Regions from separate parts of the Homo sapiens genome. Here regions 2, 3 and 4 are each linked to region 1. A link is a loop called in an ENCODE intact Hi-C map of the cell type or tissue named here. Cell type or tissue: dorsolateral prefrontal cortex. All regions are shown on one strand. Each heading gives the region's core, and the rest is flanking DNA. Links, peaks and the distances in the headings are about the cores only.

What was found. Peaks named below come from ENCODE experiments on the same cell type or tissue, not always from the same donor. Only the 100,000 strongest peaks of a DNase experiment are listed, where the experiment ranks them.
Region 2: it touches region 1 in a loop (7-fold over the local background); 26 of 110 quality-filtered maps call a loop at or near these places.
Region 3: a loop joins it to region 1, with 13 times the contacts of the local background. A loop is called at or near these places in 10 of 110 quality-filtered maps.
Region 4: it touches region 1 in a loop (8-fold over the local background); 4 of 110 quality-filtered maps call a loop at or near these places.

The regions. Positions count from the first base shown.
Region 1 is chr2:34,009,932-34,015,048 of GRCh38, reverse strand. The region is part of intron 4 of LINC01317 (long intergenic non-protein coding RNA 1317); the gene reads right to left. Among named protein-coding and RNA genes, the nearest start is that of LINC01318, 55 kb to the left of the region's middle. In dorsolateral prefrontal cortex, for the core only: CTCF peaks have their summits at 1,942 and 2,141; a DNase peak (open chromatin) is centred at 2,108; H3K27ac peaks cover 453 bases.
Region 2 is chr2:35,407,438-35,412,554 of GRCh38, reverse strand. No RefSeq gene overlaps it. Among named protein-coding and RNA genes, the nearest start is that of MIR548AD, 61 kb to the left of the region's middle. In dorsolateral prefrontal cortex, for the core only: CTCF peaks have their summits at 1,706 and 1,909 (motif pointing right); a DNase peak (open chromatin) is centred at 1,924.
Region 3 is chr2:34,567,839-34,572,955 of GRCh38, reverse strand. No RefSeq gene overlaps it. Among named protein-coding and RNA genes, the nearest start is that of LINC01320, 110 kb to the left of the region's middle. In dorsolateral prefrontal cortex, for the core only: a CTCF peak has its summit at 2,310 (motif pointing right); no DNase peak of the experiment used is centred there.
Region 4 is chr2:34,094,699-34,099,815 of GRCh38, reverse strand. The region is part of intron 4 of LINC01317 (long intergenic non-protein coding RNA 1317); the gene reads right to left. Among named protein-coding and RNA genes, the nearest start is that of LINC01318, 30 kb to the right of the region's middle. In dorsolateral prefrontal cortex, for the core only: CTCF peaks have their summits at 2,831 and 3,038 (motif pointing left); a DNase peak (open chromatin) is centred at 3,065; H3K27ac peaks cover 1,052 bases.

The sequences.
Region 1 (5,117 bases), core at 425-4,424:
GTCATAGATGGCTTTTAATACCTTAAGGTATATTCCTTATAATGTCTGATGATCTGTCACTGTCTCCCATCATCCCCAGAAGGGACCATCTAATAGCCAGAAAACAAGCTCAGGGCTTCCACTGATTCTACATTATGTTGACTTATATAACTATTACATTATATATTATAATGTAATAATAATATAAAGTACACAATAAATGTAATGCACTCGAATCATCCTGAAACCACACCCCAATCTACCCTGGTCCACGGAAAAACTGTCTTCCACAAAACTGGTTCCTGGTACCAAAAAGGTTGTGCACTGCTGCACTAAACCATCCTTAGAGTAAAGAATTATAATTATTCCACGGTAGAAATGAAAAAGCAGAAGTTGCATGGCTCTCCCAAAGTCACATGGTTAATAAATGATACACTAGAATTTGGATTTGCTGATCTTCATCTGACTCTTCAATTTTATCAGCTGATATTGTCATTGTTACAAAGCAAAAATCGATGTAATTTTCCTACAACCGTATAGTTTTGTTCATAAACATTAAGTGAAAGCAGCCCGCTGAGAGTTTTGCTAGGCAAGGGGTGCAAAGGTGAACAGGACACATTAAACTCATGTGCTCATACACACACAGATACACATACAGACACGCAAAGCATTTGCCTAAATTAACATTTTAAAATTAACAGAATTAACCCAAGGATTAGGTTTGAAGATTCCATCCATTAATTTTACATAGCCTTAATCTAAGCAAAATGTATCAATCTAAGCAGAGTCCTACAATGTATGCATAAAACTGCCATATCTGGGTAACTTAAGGGAAAATTCTATTGTTGGTTTCCCTGTATACAATTAAACCATTTGAAAAGTAGTTGTTTCACACACACATTCTTTTTACTTATATATTTTTATTTTCCTAAAGGCTATGTTGAGATTAGGCAGAGCATCCTAATGTGTGGTCTATGGCTACGCCAGCACTAAAATCACTTTTGACTTTTAACCTTTTCAAGTTTTGCTGAATTCAATATTTCAATCAAACCCTGAGAAAATCAGGGTTCCACAAATGCCAGCCCTTCCTCTAGAATTATACTGGAAAATAAACTTTTAAATATGTTTAAACTGTTTTAAAATTTGTATATACCAACCAATATATTAGTATGCAACTTCATAAACACTTTGAACATGTATAAATGGCTGTTTCAATTTTTCATCTCAGCTTAATATGTCATGTTTATATGGTAACATGCATCAGCTCCTAAAATGAGGTGACAATTCTATGAGTTATTGAAGCTCTCAGGGTCATTTACATTTCTGCAACTGAGACTATTAGGGAATCCCTAGTCTTATAACATCTACTATTCTCATATTACCCTCAGATAATTCAATAATAAAATGATTTAAATTGTGCACCAAAGAACTCAATCTCCAAGGAAAAGATTTTCATTCCAATAAATGCATTCTAAAGAACATTGAGTAAACGAAAATAGATTTAGAGAATTTGGGCTTTTGAAATATCACTGCATTGATTTTCTTCACATTTCCTAGTTACAAAAATAATCTTTAGGTAGAAGAAAATTGTCAAGGTATGAGAAATTGAGGGAGAATTTGGTATCTGAGATTGGATTCGACCTGAGATCTAACCCCAAATGTTCTGACCTTACTCAGTTTCTTTCTATGTAACATTTGGATAAATATCCACCATAGGATTTTTATGAGAATTTGTGAGATTTTTACTAGAACGTAAGAAAATTAAATAATATAAACAGATATATTAAATGAACATAATAACCATAATAAATACAAAATTTATAACATCCTAAGAGACACCATGAAGGATTTTGAAAAGCCATAAATATGGCACTTTATAGCTTGAAGCTGGATAGGGCCAGATAGCCTTGTATCTACAAATGGGGTTTTTGTCTATTCAACTGGTTATTATCCTCAACTCTAATCTTACCAATTTCTCCAAGTCTCTCATACCTGGCCTAGCTACAATCATGACTTGATCTCTCTTTCTCTTTCTTCCCATGACTCCTGATAACCTTTCGTGCCACAACTCACCCTTCCCCCCGCCGCTACTTCCAACATAGCCAAGGGATGCTTCTCTCACTTGGCCTTGTGCAAGCTCACTTGGAAAGCCCTCTGCTGCCCCCGTCAGTCATCGTGAGGCAGCGCCCACAGACTCAAGCTTCTCTCCTGTCCAATAAACAATGAAAATTTGGTTTCTACTGGGTTGTATTAAAAGGAAATTTAATCTGAACTTTACAACAGCAGAGATAAAGAAAACATATTGTGTTATGTTAATTTTTATGGGTTGCCTGTGCAATATCATCCTGAAGTATGTTTCTAAGGCATTACAGGGAGTGACAGAGAACCTCCTAATTCATCCAAACTCTTTACAAAGCTGGCAAGCCCGTTTGATGAATTCCAACAACAGATTCTAGGATGGTCTTGTGGCTAAGTAAGATGATAGTAAGGTGGGGCACTGAGAAGCCTGTTGAGTTTGCAGCTCAGTCCTCTACAAACAAAACAGACAGAAAGAGAAAATGAGAAAGAGGGAGAAATAAGAGCAAAGTAGTGATTAAGAATTTTGAAGTCAAACAGACCTGACTTTGCTCTCCCTGATAACTGCAACTTTGGACAAGATACTTACACTTTCCAAACCGGAGTTTCTTCTAGAAAATGGTAATAACTACCTCATAGCATTATTGTGAGTATTAAATTAGATTATGCATTGCATGACCTTCAGTAAAGTGCCAGAACATAGCACTATCATTACTTTAAACGGTTTTCAGAAGTTTTTATCTGGCTTTTATGGAATGTGACGGATGGCAGAAATAATACAAATTTATAATTATATTAAAGCCTATCAAGATGCTACTATATTTAGAAGCTATATCTGTACAAAGAACAAATCAACACGAAATATGTTTTAAGAAATTACAACCTTATGTATTCTGTTTGAATTGTAAACTTATTATTCATTTAAAACACTTGCTAAGGTAATTAAAAGCCCTAAGTATAACAAACAGTATGATCTTTTTACTGTGATCATATCAAAGTTTCTGGCTTCTTTACAAAGAAAAAGAACCAATTTGAGACAGATGTTTTGTGTGAGTGTTTATTATGTTTACATATATCTTAGTTATAAAGCAACAAAGCCAGGAAACCACTGTGAATAAGCAGGATGGCGGCGGAGTTTATAGACCTAATGTAGTAATTAGAGCCACACTAACAGATTTGAGAGAGGAATTTGTTGTAGTTATGTGCTGTAAATGATTTTCCATCATACTTCTATCTCTTTATGTCAGGTTCACTCATCCTTTCACCATATCCATGCCAGATGATTTTTTTTTTTTTTGAGACAGAGTCTTGCTTTGAGACAGAATACAGTGGTGCCATCTCGGCTCACTGCAACCTCTGCCTCCCAGGTTCAAGCTATTTCTCCTGCCTCAGCCTCCCGAGTAGCTGGAACTACAGGCCCACCATGCCCAGCTAACTTTTGTATTTTTAGTAGAGATGGGGTTTCACCATATAGGCCAGGCTGGTCTCAAACTCCTGACCTAGTGATCCACCTGCCTCGGCCTCCCAAAGTGCAGATTATTTTTTTTTTTAAGTTTCAAGGGGAGGGCCATCTACACCCAGTATATCTCTCAGGATATTCACAGTGTTGCTTTTCTCCACTCTCTCCTTGTTTCCAGCTTCCACACTCGATTTCTCACCGAGATTTGAATCCCAGTCACTGAACTCCCTTGTATCTCTTTCTCATGACTTTCCTTTTACCATTTGGACTTTAACTTTTCTACCTGATTATTGACTTAGTTTAAACCCCAGGATTCCAGGCCCTCGGACTCCCACCTTCCACTCAAAGTCAGACTGGTCCAGCCCTTCTTCTTATATTACAGGAATCTAGATAAAAATACAGTAAACCCAAGAGAACAGTACTAAACATCATATGATAGACACACATTTTTTAATTGCAAGTTACTCCTATGCTATCATTATTTCTTATATCAGGACATTTGTAAATTTACAGCAAATACAGTATCACAGGGAATATGCACAAGTTTAAGATGAATCCCCTTCCTGAGAGGTGATTAGATATAAACAAAGAAGTTGAAAAATGTATACAATATTGAAATCTGACTTCAGTTCACTTGAGGACTTCTAATCTGGCCAAATTCATGCTCTAGTCTGAACAAAAGGCAAAATATTCTTTAAAAATTATTTTCACAATGTCGTATGTCAGGAAATGAAGGAAAGTGATCCCTGAAAAAACAGAAAGCAAATAAGGTGATCCCTATATAATTACTCAGCTTATGTTCTTAAAAGGTTTTAAATTATGGTGCAGGTAGAAGAAACCTAAGCAAAGCACAATGAACCATCTGACTTGAGGAAATGGAGCTAAAAGTCTGTGAAGGTGGCTACAGTTCTTAAGACAACGCACAAGAAAGGAGAAAACTGGACAGAGGAGGAACTCCTAACATTTGGAAAGAGACCTCCTCAGCGTTCAGCTGAGTAATGATCAGCAAATGCATTGAGGCTAAGGAAAGAAGCCCCCAAAAGGATTAGTGGTTAACTGCGCCCAACATTCACGCAAGACAGGCATAGAATAATGCCTGTTCCCACTGGGGAAAATAAATATCCTCATGACCCACTTAGCATTGGGTAGATTATACAGAAGGATCTTGCCTCAGTAGGGAGAAATAATTCTCCTTAGACTGAGCACTTCTGTACTTCCACCTAGCAAATCTTAAAGGTAAAAATCTAAAGAAGCCAAATTTTTCTGAGTAACTTAAATGCATTCCAGAACAAAGGCCAATAGTTATCTAAATAAAAAAGAACACAAAAGCAAAGAAGTTAAAATTCACAACATTTGAAATCCAATAACAAATTACTAGACAAACAGATGAGAAGGAAAATACAACTTATAATAAAGAAAGAATACAATCAATCAAAATTGACTCGGAATAAAAGCAGATGTCAGAAGTAGAGGACAAGGACATTAAAATAGATGTTACCACTATATAATCATACCTTCAAAAATTAAAGTATAGAGAGGAGGATACATTTTTTGAGAGACCTAAATCAAACTTTTAGAGATGAAAGTATAATGTGTGAGTTGG
Region 2 (5,117 bases), core at 325-4,324, 1.4 Mb before region 1:
AGGAGAGAAAATAACAAGTACAAAGACTGAAGATGGAGAAATGGTAGTGCTAATCAAGGAAAGAAAAGAGTGGCACTGTGGTAGGTAGAGTCAGGGGAAGTGGCAGTAGGCATAAGATACACTTGAAGTGTTAGGCAGAAAATAAATTATGTAAGACTCTCTAGGCAGGTCTTCTGACAAGTGTGGACTTTATTCCAAGTGGAGTTGGAAGCCTTCAAAAGGCTTTAAAAAGGGAAGTCACAGGATATATGCTTAAAATATTCTTGCTCAGTCGGGGAACAGAGAGGAGGAGGAAAAAGTGTCAACAGAGAGGCTGCTTATGGGCTATTACAACAATTTAAGTGAGAGATAACTGTGCTGGGAAGCAGAAATAAAGAAAGTAAACATGCTTGATTAGACTGTAGATTATATGAGATTGTAGAGTGTAGTAGCTAAAATCATTGAATCTGGAATAAAAGTGGCTGGGTTTAAGATCTAGCTTTAAATCATACTAAAATTTCAACATAGGCAAATCCTTTAATGTGTCTTTGTGTTTTCTCATCCTTATCACATAAAGAATAATAGTTCCTAGCTGTTTTATGAAGATTAATAAAATGTTCTCTATCAAGCACTTGGAACGGAGTCTGAAACATAGCAAGCGGGAAATATATTAGCTATTGATGCCACTCTTTTAGAATCAGTAAACTTACCGATTAGAAATGAAGGAATAGGAGAAGAAAAAAAATATCAAAGAATGTTGGATTGAATATTGAGTAAACTCTCAATATAACATAACTTCATGGTATGAGGAAAGAGTGTCAGGGTAATGATAAAAGGTAAAATGGTCAAGAGCTCTTTTGTAGGTATATTTTACTTATATGTGCTGGATGTTAAAGTGCAGCTCTCAGGAAGCATATTAGATACATGAGTGTGAAACCTAGGGTAGAGAGTAAAACTAATACAGAAATTATCTTCAGGTAAATAAACAGTATAAAATGAATTTAAGCTTGGAGCTTGCTTTGGGATAGTCCATTGGAAAAGATAGAAGCCAAGGATTAGAGTACTGTTACACTACTGTATTTTGAATTCAAGAAGGGGAAAATGATACAGCAAGGAGGCTGGCAAGGATATATTTATTACATTCACATGAAGTAGAATGTAAAGTTTATATTAACTTTAAAGTTAAAATGAAGATAATGAAAAGATGTTTTGCAGTAGCATGTGACAGCTTGTTCTAGATTCTCTGAACCCTTTAAGGGGTGTTATGGTAAAAATATTGACAGAGCATGATACTTTCTCTAAGATAAAATAGTTTCTATTTCTTATAACAGAAGTCAACCATGACCTTTATCTCTATACTTTAGGCCTCACAAGATCATTGAAATCACAAGAGTGAAAAGGTTACTCAAATATGGAAATAAAAAGGGCACTGTATTTTCTATATTATAATTTCCTCCGTCTCCAGCTATGTCTTCTTCATCTGTTTTAGTTAACTTCTTCCAGATATTTTTTATAGGAAACTAGAATTTCTGTCTTTGAAAATTTTTAAGTATTAAACAAAATAAGACTATTACTATTTCCAGGAATAATTAATTTATTATAATTAAATTTAATAAATTATCTTAATAAGTTAGAAATAAAATATTCAGAGAGAATATTGTGTCAAGATTCTACATGTTCTGTTCTATTTCTACTATTAAGGAACCATAGCTTCCTGTTAAAATACTTATATTCCTTGTTAAAACATAACAGTTCTAACTGATCATATTCACTGTACACTTACTATCTGCTGACATTATAATAATAGCTTTCTAATTATAAATAATCAGATGATTAATATTAATTCAGAAACAAATATGTGGGCTCTGCAAAAATGGAACTTTATGAGAAAAGAAAGCAAGGTCAGAATACACGCAGAAGGATCCCCCAGCCAGCAGGGGGCGCAGCACACTGACGCAGAGCCTGAAAGATTCCCCAGAAGTTCATACCAGAACTAGGATAGAAGATTGAGATAAAAAAAGACAAACATCTTTCCAAGCTCTCCAGTGATAATTCAGGTATTTTTGCTCATATTAAGTTTTTAAAAGAAACACGATAGTCTAGTGATAAAATGCACTGCGTCTACTGACAAAGATTCTCTGCTTAGCCAAACCTTAGTCAGGCTCCTGAACATTCTCTGAACATCGGTGTAGTGCCTTGTAAAATCCAATTTTAGCAATCCAATTCTAACTGACTTTGCTAAGTCAGTTTGTCAAGACATCCCACCCTAATATCTGATCTCCCTTTACATCTGATCAGGTTCCTCATTTTCCACTATCCCCAGGTGATTCGAATTACCCTGGTTTGTCTTCAGCAAGAATACTGTTAGGTCACTTTAGGCAGAATCCCTCTTACCCCTTGTGTTAGTTCGTTCTCACACTGGTATAAAGATACCACCTGAAACTGGATAATTTAGAAACAAAAGAGGTTTAATTGACCCACAGTTCTGCATGGCTGGGGAGGCCTCAGGAAACTTACAATCATGGCAGAAGATGAAGGGGAAGCAAGGCGTGTCTTACATGGTGGCAGGCGAGAGAGAGAGCAGGGGAAATGCCAGAAACTTATCAAACAACTAGATCTCCTGAGAAATCCCTGACTATCATGAGAACAGCATGGGGGAAACTGTCCCCATGATTCAGTCACCTCCCACCAGGTCCCTCCCTTGACTTGTGAGGATTACAATTCAAGATGAGATTTCAGTTGGGACACAGAGCCAAACCATATCACCTCTGACTTTCTCTTAGTAATTTTTCATCCACTGACCCCCAACCTGATCCTTGGTTATAAATTCCCACGTACTCATGCTGTATTCAGAATTGAGTCCAATCTCTCTTCACCACTGCAAGACCCTGTTTCAGTGGTCCCTATACCTATCAGGATGGTCCCAAATAAAGTATTTCTTACCATGTTGTTACAAGTGTCATTCAATACTTTTTTTTAACACCATACAGACACTAAGTTTTTGTCTTGACTCCTTACTTGGTAACCATGTGGCTTTAGACGAGTTACTTTCTTTGAGCTTAAGTCTCTCTCATTTGTAAAAGAGTAATAAGTATTTATTTCATACTGTTCCTGGGAGGATAAAATAAGATATTAAATGAGCAGAAGCCTTGACATATACTAAGCTGTCGATACATGTTCATATTATTAATATTCAGAAAATGACAAGTCACTGTCATTATCTTTTATTACTTTCATTCAAATAACAATTGAACCAACTCTTAACCAACCTTCTAGGGGGAAGAAATGGCACAGATATTTTAGAAGTACTGGACTATGTATTCAATACAGGTGCTCAGAAATAACTCTGAGCACATACAATAGTCTCCTCTTGTCAGAACGGTATACCTTCCAAGACCCCCAGCAGACATCTGAAAACCATAGAAAAAGTGCTGAAATGTAAACACACACACACACACACACAGTTTTTTCCTGTACATACACACCTATGATAAAGTTTAATTTGTAAATTAGGCAAGTAAGAGATTAATAACAATAACTAAGAATAAAAGAGAACAACTATAACAATATACCATAATAAATGTTAGGTGGACATGATCTCTCTCTGTTTCTTTGCAAAATATCTTATTGTACTATACTCACCTTTTTTTCAGATTGCAGTTGACAATGGGTAACTAAAACTTTGGAAAGCAAAACTCAAGATAAACATGAGGTACTCTATTCACATATCATAGAATAAGGAAATTGAAAGTGAGCTGGGCCTCACAAGCAAGACAACTAATGATTTAAAATTGTTCTTAGCCAAACTATACTCTTGTATTCAACTTGATTGCATTTGTCCTAATTTTACAGATGTTAGTTAAAATTGAAGTATTTCTCAGTCATAACAATAAGTCTGATGAAATATAGTGCCCATATTATGAAGAGTGAAATCCAGCTGCTTAATATTTATTGTAACACCTTCTGTTAGAACAGTAAAATATGGTGATTCTGAACTCCTAAGGGGAACCTCCTGTAGGAATGAGTAAAACATTACCTATCCCTATAGGAGGTCCCCTACAGGCAGTAAAGAGCTCTCCACAGGAGATGAAGGAACTCACCCAGAAACCAGACTACAATGAGGAGTGCATTTATTCAAAGCAAATTTTAAGCTCTCAACATTTTTTTAGATGGGTAGCTGTATGAAAAGCAACAAAAAAAAATGCAAAACTATTTCATTTTCTTTAAAAAATGGAATATTGAACAGTTACCCAACTTTCCAAAGTCTGACTTTATAAATTTAACTCTTCTAAATACTCAAACATGAAAACTCAATCTGTGTCAACACCAGCCAACACACACACACACACACACACACAAACTCACAGACACACAGAGCCCCTGACCATGCAAGAATTTCATAAATCACCAAGACTAACAGTCACTTTCTGAGGATATTCCAAAGACTTGGTCTTTTGAGTCCTGTTGCCCTGTCTAATATCCCAAGTTTCCATGCCATCAAAGGACATTCATGATTACTTGTGCATTGTTAGCACTCAATGTTTTAATCTCATAGACTAGTGAACAATTAATATTCCTTTAAACATTAAAATAAGTGATCGTCTTTTGAATATTGAAATGCATTTTATACATCTAATAAATCAACACTTAAAAGCAAGAACTTTGTTTTCCCAAATATTAAAGTTCACAATATTATTTTATTTTTCTGAAAACTGAACTATACTTGTATGTTGAAAATAGCACTTACGCATTTCAAGTATGTTAAAAATCCATCAAAACACGTGTACTTATTACAGTGGTTATAAACCATATATTACTATATGTTTATTAAAAGTGATTACAATGAAAAAGTTTCCTATTTGGTTTGAGATTTACTACTTTTATCAACATTGTCATCATCATCATAGTATGTTTTTTAAATTGTTTTTTATATATTTATCTTTAATTGAGTTGTTGGTAAGCTTAACGGACCACAAGAATAAAAAATTAAAAGGTTGTCATTGTTCCTTTCCCAAAGGGAAACTAGGCTACAATCTTGATCTCTAAGGGAAATGTTCAGACAGATACTAAAAGATTTATTTTCTCCTTCTCAACTCAGGATTCAGTTTTAGTAATATAGTGGGCTATGTACCTGGATT
Region 3 (5,117 bases), core at 795-4,794, 560 kb before region 1:
ACAAAAACAGAGATATAGATCAATGGAACAGAACAGAGCCCTCAGAAATAATGCCGCATATCTACAACTATCTGATCTTTGACAAACCTGAGAAAAACAAGCAATGGGGAAAGGATTCCCTATTTAATAAATGGTGCTGGGAAAACTGGCTAGCCATATGTAGAAAGCTGAAACTGGATCCCTTCCTTACACCTTATACAAAAATCAATTCAAGATGGATTAAAGATTTAAACGTTAAACCTAAAACCATAAAAACCCTAGAAGAAAACCTAGGCATTACCATTCAGGACATAGGCGTGGGCAAGGACTTCATGTCCAAAACACCAAAAGCAATGGCAACAAAAGACAAAATTGACAAATGGGATCTAATTAAACTAAAGAGCTTCTGCACAGCAAAACATAATAATTTTTTTAAAAAAATACAGTATAATAAATTCAGTACTCTAAAAAGGTATGCATGAAGGATTTAAGAATCACAAAGGAAAATCAGCCCAACTGTGCTGGAAGAAGAGAGCAAGAACTTTACAAAATGCATAGCTACTGAGAGGACCACATCTTGAGTTAACCTAAAAAAAATTATGGGTATCTCCCATTAAGTCTGATTTCTCAAGGAGCACTCAAGGTATTCTTACAAATATTTGTAGTACGCTCTATCTTGGCATGCATTGTTGCTTCCACCACAGTGTTGAGAGTGAATGCTCCAGTGCATAACTTAAAGAGATGCCTTTTTCTTAATCAGAACTGCATTACATACTAGGACGTTGGCGGGTTCAATGTAATTACAAAATTACAATTTTGTAATGTTCAAAATTCAGCTTAAAAGAAACGAAGTAATCTCCCAGACTTCTTATTTTTTATATTCTGTTTCATCAGCATAGTCCTGGTTTACACCACTTGTCCCAGTGTATTTATAAATAATGCTTCCTTCACTCTTAAAATGACCCAGCTTTTAACAATTAATTACATGGTCACCCTACTTGTACTACATTTTGCTGCTATTCCAGTAGGGAAAAAAATGGGCTGGGAGCTAGAAAGTAAATGTTTGAGTTCCAGCCCTGCCATTTACTTTGGGAAAATGACTTTATCTGAAGTTATTATAATGATTAAATATCATGATTGTAGCAAAAATGTAGAGTGTGTAAAGGGTAATCTACGTGTTTTGTTAATCTTCATAGTGTCGCAGTTAACATCATAAAGTTTGAAAGTAGAAAACGTGTAAAGATAAATGTAAATACACATTTACAAATATTGTTTTCCAAATATAAGTGATTATACTTGATTGAGCTACCAATGTTTATGTTTCAGTATCAGACTTAATTGTCCTCCTAACCAATGGGCCAATGGGGTGTAGAAAGTAGTAAGAACCCGAATACATGGGCCCAAAATTAACCGTGGTGTTACTGTGGATACATATTTACAGCTTAAGAGTTTTAATTTCTTCACCTCTAAAATAAAACACTTGAGCTTTTTTTTTTTTTTTTTTTTTTTTGAGACGGAGTCTCGCTCTGTCACCCAGGCTGGAGTGCAGTAGCGCCATCTCGGCTCACTGCAAGCTCCGCCTCCCATGTTCACACCATTCTCCTGCCTCAGCCTCCCGAGTAACTGGGACTACAGGTGCCCACCACCACACCCGGCTAATTTTTTGTATTTTTAGTAGAGACGGGGTTTCACTGTGTTACCCAGGATGGTCTTGATCTCCTGACCTCGCGATCCGCCTGCCTCAGCCTCCCAAAGTGCTGGGATTACAGGCATGAGCCATGGCACCCGGCAGAGCTAAGTATTCTTAATCAAAGTGTGGAGAACTTTGTTTTGAAGGAGAAAAATGTGGGGTCCCAGTTTGTGGATGAGATTTACAAACAGCCTTGTATACTTCCTGTGATTTGGTCTTGAGGTCTCTTTTGAAAGTGGGTATAATTATAGCCCTGCCCTGATGGGGCTCCAGGGGATGTGATCATGGATATTCACAACGTGTCTTTCATGGGACACTTTTTCTTTCTGGTGGATGGCCTAATGCATAAGTGTCTCATCCATGACCAGGTATGCCTTGCACAGAAAACTTTTTCATCCTGGCAGACACCTTTACAGCTATTTTTTGACCTATGTCCAGTTTATTCCTACCAAGGTAGCCACCCTCTAGGGGAGCCCTGACCAGGAGGAGAGTTAAGTTTGGGAGTGCGGGTCAGGTGAGACACAGAAGAGGCAGCACAGCAAAACACATGAAGTAACAGAAACAGTATTGCTTACAAATCACAGACAGAAGAGGGCAGCAGACCTCGTAGAGCCTATGGGAAAGGGAAGCTGCTCTGGACATGTGAGCCCAACCAGAAGGTGGAGAGCAAGAGAAAGAAAGCGAGAGACCTATGGGCCAGAGGCTTTATTGGGATCCAGGGTGTCACCCACAAAGGTTTCCTTTGGAGAGTTCTAATTGGTAGATTTAGAGCAAGCAGACAGGAGCTCCATGGAGTCACGCTGTAACTGAGGGGTGGTCACTGCAGCCTATCTGCTCAGTCCATGCAGCGTGTGGGGGTCAATGGGGCAAGTCGTATAGGTTGTATCTAGCTGTCCCATAGGGAGATGGTCACCAGGAGGCAGTTTTATAAGGCAGATATCTGGGTCGACCACCTTTAGGAACTGGGAGAAGGTGGAGAACTGGAAACTGAAGGGTGACTAAGCCCCAGTTCTGATATGAGAAAATCCAATCTATATTTAAAATGGATGCTGAGGCAACATAAAATTGTAAGAACTCACTACAAACCTGAATTCTGTTTCATCCAATGTAAAAACCTGTGCCAGGCTGCTTCAGTTTCCCTGGGTGCTACAGCGAGCCCAGCAAGTGTACGCTGGCTTTCTGGGATCTAGCAGCCCCAAAACTTGTTAACATAGAGCTGGTTGATCTCTAAGCCCCCAAACCCTCAAATATCACAGAGGGAAGTTGTATAAATAAGTATTGATTAATTATTTAAAAACAATCATTTAGGAGGGCATAGAAATCTGTATTCATTTCCTAGGACTTAACAAATTTATTCTCTTACAGTTCTGGAAGCCAGAAGTCCAAAATTAAGGTGTCACGGTATCTCTTTGAAGGTTCTGGGGAGAATCCTTCCTTGCTTCTTCCAGTTTCTGGTAGCTCCAGGTGTCCCTTGGTTTGTCAAATTATTTCTGAGCTTCAGGCCATAAATACTTTGGTACCTCATAGTTATATAATCATTTGCTTAAAACTTAATAATTAGGAATAAAACATCTAAAATTTAACTTTCAAGTTTAAAGTTAAACAAAGAGAAGCCAGGCAGTGTTCAAGATGAAATTTTAATGTTGACATCAACTGACTGATGATGAATAGTATAAACCGTAAATTACTAATTGCATGCTATGCTAAATATATTTCTATGAAAACTCTGTTACATTTCCTGAACAGTTTCATTCATAATAATGAACTAATTATACTTTAGCATCTAATGAACAGAACTAAATGAGCTGCATTCAAAAGCCACAGCTTTTTTCTTTCAATATATGTCTTTGATCGTGTAATAATGTTTTCTTATAGAAGCAAGAGGGAATCTAAGTATGTTTCGAGGCACTAAAGGCATCTAATATTATTTTCCATTCTTTTGCCCAAATTTTTGTATGACAAAGTGTCTCTTTCTCATAAGTGCACACTAGTATTCTACTAATGTTATTAAAAAGCTAATTCTTTTATTAAGGAGAAACATAAATATCACCTATTGAAAGCTTTGTGGAGTTTTAATCACATTTTTAATTATTGGGAAACAGAAGCCAATCTTATTTAAAACTAGTAATCAAATATGTAGATCAATGCTATCCATCGGTTATATAGAAGTAGTTACATTTTTATACTGAATGAAGGTAGGGCTAGCACAAGCTACTTTTACTGCATTGGGATGCATACCACACCTTCTCCTGATCCATAAGCCCAACTCCCAAACTCACTCATTCAAAAACAGCCTAGTGTGGTGAACAGGAAATGGGAACAAGTAGCCATTGTGCAAACTGCCAAGTTCTATAATAAAGGTCTGAGCAGGAGGCATGGGTACCTCTGGTATGGTGGATGCTATGGCATTCTGCTTTCAGGTCCTCCCAGTCTCTGCTTTAAGGACTGAAGGGACTTATTCCCTCAGCTGATAAAATATGAGTTATCTACAGCTCCCAGCTGAGTCCCTCTCTAAAACTTGCCCTGGGGCTTGCCCATGTCACATTTCTTCCTGGCACAGTCCACATACAGTCACTTCTCAGTATTGAGGCATAAAGGCCCAGTCCCCTTGTCCCAATTCAGAAAAACCCTGAAGGGTCATGCTAGCTCCAGAGCTTCTCATAGAAATGGCTGAGCCCTTTGTTGTGACTGCATCATAATTCAACTTCTCTCTGGACAGTACTGTTTCCTTTCTGCCCTTCCACCTACACAAGTATCGATTCTAAGGACACATCCCCAATAAACTTCCTACATGCAAGTCTCTGTGTTAGAGTGTGCTTCCTAGGGAAACTCACCTGTTATATCTGGTCCAGGGAGATTAAAGAACACTTTTTAGATGTTTTCTAATTTGAGATTTATCTCTCAGTAAAAATAAGAGTTTCTCTAATAAAGGATCAGAGAAAAGAGTACACTCCATGCCAAACAAACAAACAAACAAAAAAAAAAACAAAAACAGGAAAAAGCAGAGATGTGAAAGAGTACGTCTTATTAAGTTGTACAATTTTGTTACAATACTAGAGAAGCAATTTATGATGTAGCAGGAGGAGGTAGAGCCCAAGTTATGAAGAGTCTTTATTGTTAATCTGAAGATTTTGCATTTTTTCCATAGACAGTAAGTGGTCATTTATGAATTATATGTACTGGATTGCATAATAACAGTTATTTCCAAAAGAAAAACAGAAATAGATCAGAAGGTAGATTGAAAGGTAGTTGAGAGATAAAAGTAGAAGGGAGACTAAACAGAGAGCAGCTATAATATTGGAACAGGTTTTCAAGGGTTAAACAGAAACAGAGATGGTGAATAGGGAATGGATATGGGCCATATGATAAAAATAGAAACAACTATATAAGGTAATTAAATCAGGTAAGTAGAAGAAGGAGGCATAGAGGTTCCTAGCTTGGGTCAGTG
Region 4 (5,117 bases), core at 785-4,784, 84 kb before region 1:
TACAACAAAATCTTATAAACTGCATGGCATATAAACAACAGAAACTTATTTCTCTCAATTCTGCAGACTGGGAAGTTCAAGATCAAGGTACAAGTAAATTCAGAGTCTGGTAAGGGGCCCCTTCCTTGTTCATAGATAGTGCCCTCTTGCTGTTTCCTCACATGCTGGAAGTGGGTGAGAGGTCTCTGTTGGTTCTCTTTATAAAGGCACTAATCCCATTCATGAAGGCTTTGCCTCATGACCCTAATCACCTCCCAAATCCCCTATGGCCTAATACTATTGTCGTGGGCTTTAGGATTTCAACACAAGAATATGCAAGGGAGGGACGCAAACATTCAGACTATAGCAATTATTCTTTCTAGGTTTTGGGTTCCTCATCTCTATAATGAGGGTGATAGCAGTAGTACCTGCTACATAAGATTGTAGTGAGGATAAAATATGTCAATGTAGGCAGAGCACTTGGAGGAGCGGCTGCCACAGTAAGTGCTTCATAAATGGAAACTGTTATTTTGCATTCCTGTCATTTTGAAAATGTAACCAGATATCATGTTGTCATACCAGGATAATTCTCACTTCAGCACCAAGATCTCTATTTCATCCACCTGAAATCTAAATTTTGGAGTTCCTCAGAGCTCTGTGATGGATTTTCATTTTTTCCCCTGGTCATTTTCTTTTCTAAATGATCTTATGCTTTACTCTGACTATATATCATTTAAGTGTCATCAACTCCAAAATTTATTTCTCACACAGATCATTGTTCTCATCTTTAAACATACACATGTCCCATTACCTACCTGAAATATCCACTTTGATGGCTTATAGGTATCTGAAGCATAACGTGCCCACAGTTGAATACTTAGTAGTCCATCTCTCCTCGAATCTTTTTCTCCTAAGTTTTTTCCTTTCCGGTAAATTGTGTTGTAGTTCATCCAAGTGCTCAATCTAGAAATCTGGGAGTCATTCAGGATTTATTTCTCTCCATTAACATCCCGCACTCAATTGATTAATATTTTCTGCCACTTTTTTCCTCCAAACTATAACTCAATCCAATCATTTCTCTTCCCATACCATCATCATTTCTTACATAGACTATTGCTTCTATTCTTTCTGCTACCACAATTATTCTCCACGAATCAGCCAGAAAGATCATTTTAATGTGTGGATCAGATCATGAGGTCCTTCTTCTTAAACCCTGTGATGGCTTCCCATTGCACTGAAAATAAAATTTCTGCTTCTGATATGTGGCTCCCAGTGGATTCTTGTGATGTGACTCCTTCTTTACTCTGCAATCTTTTAAGTCTTCCTGGACATCTTCAGTTCCTTTTACCTCCGAGGCCTCTCCTGCCTGTGGGTCTTCATGCATGCAGTTCCCTCTCCGTGGGATGCTTTTTCCACTTCCTGTAGCTGGCTCAATCTCACCCTGAGGTCTTAGCATAAGAGTCAACTGCTTGGAAAAATCTTTTCTGACCACTGTGTCTAAAGTGGGTTCCTTCACCTACCATGTCATTCCTGCTCTATTATTCTCTACCATGGCACTTAATTCACTTTAAAGCATGTGTAGCAATCAGTACAGCTTGATACTTTTATATGCCATTGTCTGTATTCCCACACAAGACAGTTCTATATCCTTTTGTCCCCTACTAACCTATGTTCTGCTACTAGCACAGCGCCAATCTCACAATACACATTGAAAAAAAAAAAATTGTTGAATGAATAAACATACTATGGCCCTTCTCCATGAATGTTTTGGTGAAAACAACAGAATACCCAGAGAGAAAGTGGATACAGTCAAATTCCTCCTGTGATGGTTAATATTGAGTGTCAACTTGATTGAAGGATGCAAAGTATTGTTCCTGGGTGTCTGTGAGGGTGTTGCCAAAGTAGATTAACATTTGAGTCAGTGGACTAGGAGAGGCAAACCCACTCTGAATCTGAGTGGGCACCATCTAATCAGCTGCCAGCACAGCTAGGATGAAAGCAGGCAGAGGAACGTGGAAGGACAAGACTGGCTAAGTCTTCTGGCCTCCATTTTTCTCCCATGCTGGATGCTTCCTGCCCTCAAACATCAAACTCCAAATTCTTCAGCTTTTGGACTCTTGGACTTACACCAGTGATTTGCCAAGGGCTCTTGGGCCTTCAGCCACAGACTGAAGGCTGCACTATCAGCTTCCCTACTTTTGAGGTTTTGGGACTCGGACTGGCTTCCTGTCCCCTCAACTTGCAGGCAGCCTGTTGTGGGACTTCACCTTGTGATCGTGTGAGTCAAATCTCCTAATAAACTCCCCTTCATATATTTACCTGTCCTATTGGTTCTGTCTCTTTAGAGAATTCTGACTAATGCACCTTATAATTAAATGGTACAGCGACATGTTTAGAATATTAGTGTCATAAAGTTTAAAATTCATATTTCCCTACTTTCAATTCCAAATACATCCAGATTACTGATAAGCTTAACCCTGAGTCTTAATATCTGATGTAATTTCCTATCACCATACCCAGTAGCTGTTGCATCTTGAGACCTCCTCTTTTTGGGACTAGTCATACCTGCTGGTTCAAATTATACCAGATAAATTTCTAATACTTACAGCAAAGGCACAAAATTATATTTCTGGATTAATCAATAGTCACATCTTCTGGTATGATTGTGAAGAACGATTCGACATCCTAAAATGATTGTTCCCAATATTCTATGCCAAATACATTTCTCTTTTATCCCATATACAGACTATGACTCATGCTACCATGTTTAACCTTCATCTTCCTCCTTTACTGAGGTAGGTCTACCAGTAAATATCTTGAAAAAGGTAGGAAGTACAATATTTAAGAGTGTAAAGTTTTAAGTCTATGTGTACCATACTTATTTATACCCAGGTCAAGAACAAAGTGGGATATACACAAAGATTGTTTTATGGTGAGATATGTTTAAAATGCCTACCTAGAAGCATCTCCCCCAGTAATATTCCATGCAGCCTCTCTTCTTCAATACAACCATGCCTCAAATACTTCTATTGAAAATAAAAGTTCACTGTGGTCTACACTGCCCTCTAGCGGCCATTCTCTATCTTTCTCCTCCCTACCTAAGCCAAATGTTTAGGAAAGAGTTGTGTCCACTTCCATACATTCTACCCTGTCATCAAAATACTGCCCTTCTGAACCAGCAGAAGTCCAATGACTAACTGATGTGGAATATAAAGACCTGGACCCTCATTCCAACTTGAGGCAACTCTAAAGGCTCATCTAAGTATCATGGTTCCCAGTAGGTCAGCTGAGGCCTTCATGGAGCCTGCATCACAACCCAACTTCCACCTTAGCCCAGTTGTTTCTTCTTCTTCCTCCTACTAGTGTGGATCTCAACAATACTCCCTGATAAACATCCTAGGCATTAATTTTCATCTTAGAAGTCTGCTTCCAGGGAACCCAACCTGCAACCCAAGTCTCTAATATTATAAGCATCCTTTAACTTTTTTTGTATCAGTCTTAGCAATCATAATTTAATATAAATTTATGTGTTCTTTGATCAGTGTCTTTGTTCCTATGAAGCTCTATGCTCTTTGAAACAAGAACTGTCATTTTTTTGTTCACTATTGTTTTCTCAGTACTTAGCAGTGTACTTGGCATATAATAGATGCTTGGTGAATAGCTCATTGTTGCATGAGTAGGTAAATAAATTATCTCATAATTCATCATTAGAAATTTATCTCTTTGCATTGTTATTGGGTTTTTAGTTAAAATGCAATTAACTCTTATATTCAATGAATATAATATACCAGTATTCCAGGTTGAGAACACAAGAATTTCCTGAGGAGAAAAACCTTTAAGAATGGGCTCAGGCATAATGTTTTGAGGAAGAAAAGAGCTAAAGGCTAATGGAAGACTGACCATCCACGATGTAATTGAAAGATAAAAAGAATGGCTTTCAGATTCAAACATGGATTTGAAGCCAGGTTTTGTCACCTACTGTGTGATCTGCAGTAAGAATTAAAAGAATTCCAGTTGAAAAACACTAGGTATAAAGTAAACTCATGATAAATATTGGTCTCTTTTCCATATACATTGCCAATTTCCTTCACTTACTCTCTGTTTCAGAAAAGTGCTGCCTATGAAATTGCTTTATCTGAATATCCACAGAGGAAGAAAGCCAACATAGAGATGTAGTTTAGCCCCTTCAATTCACTTGCTCTTTCTTTTCAAATCTTTCCAGTTTCAACTTCATGTCAATGAGCTGGTCCTCACACAATCCTTGGGATGGTTGCTATTGAATCCACTCACAAGTAATGAACTGAAACAAAGTATCATGGCAAAACTATGCAAATCAACCAATACCTAAATCAAACTAATAGGCAGAATTCTCACTCAACTGCTAGCCAATTTATTTCATGCTACTGAGTATTGATCCTAGTTGGAATGGTGGGAAATCTGTCATGCTTAAGATGCCATCATTGCAGCACTACTCACAATAGCAAAGACTTGGAACCAACCCAAATGTCCAACAATGATAAACTGGATTAAGAAAATGTGGCACATATACACCATGGAATACTATGCAGCCATAAAAAAGGATGAGTTCATGTCCTTTGTAGGGACATGGATGAAGCTGGAAACCATCATTCTCAGCAAACCATTGCAAGGACAAAAAACCAAACACCGCATGTTCTCACTTATAGGTGGGAATTGAACAATGAGAACACTTGGACACAGAAAGGGGAACATCACACTGGGGCCTCTCATGGGGTGGGGGGAGGGGGAGGGATAGCATTAGGAGATATACCTAATGTAAATGACAAGTTAATGGATGCAGCACACCAACAAGGCACATGTATACCTATGTAACAAACCTGCACGTTGCCCACGTGTACCCTAGAACTTAAAGTATAATAAAAAAAAATATATATATATATATATATAAAGATACCATCTGTTCCAACTGCCAATGGAAGTTATTTCTCCCTTCCAAGGTCTGTTGGCCAAGAGCTTATCCCTTATTTCCTGCAGGCTTTCAAAAGCATCATTAGGTTCCCAGTCAACATTGGACAAGGAATCTATTCTACTTATTTTCATTACTTCTAACAATTGGCTAATTTTACACTTCTAGTCAGGAGATTCCCCTTTACCATGAA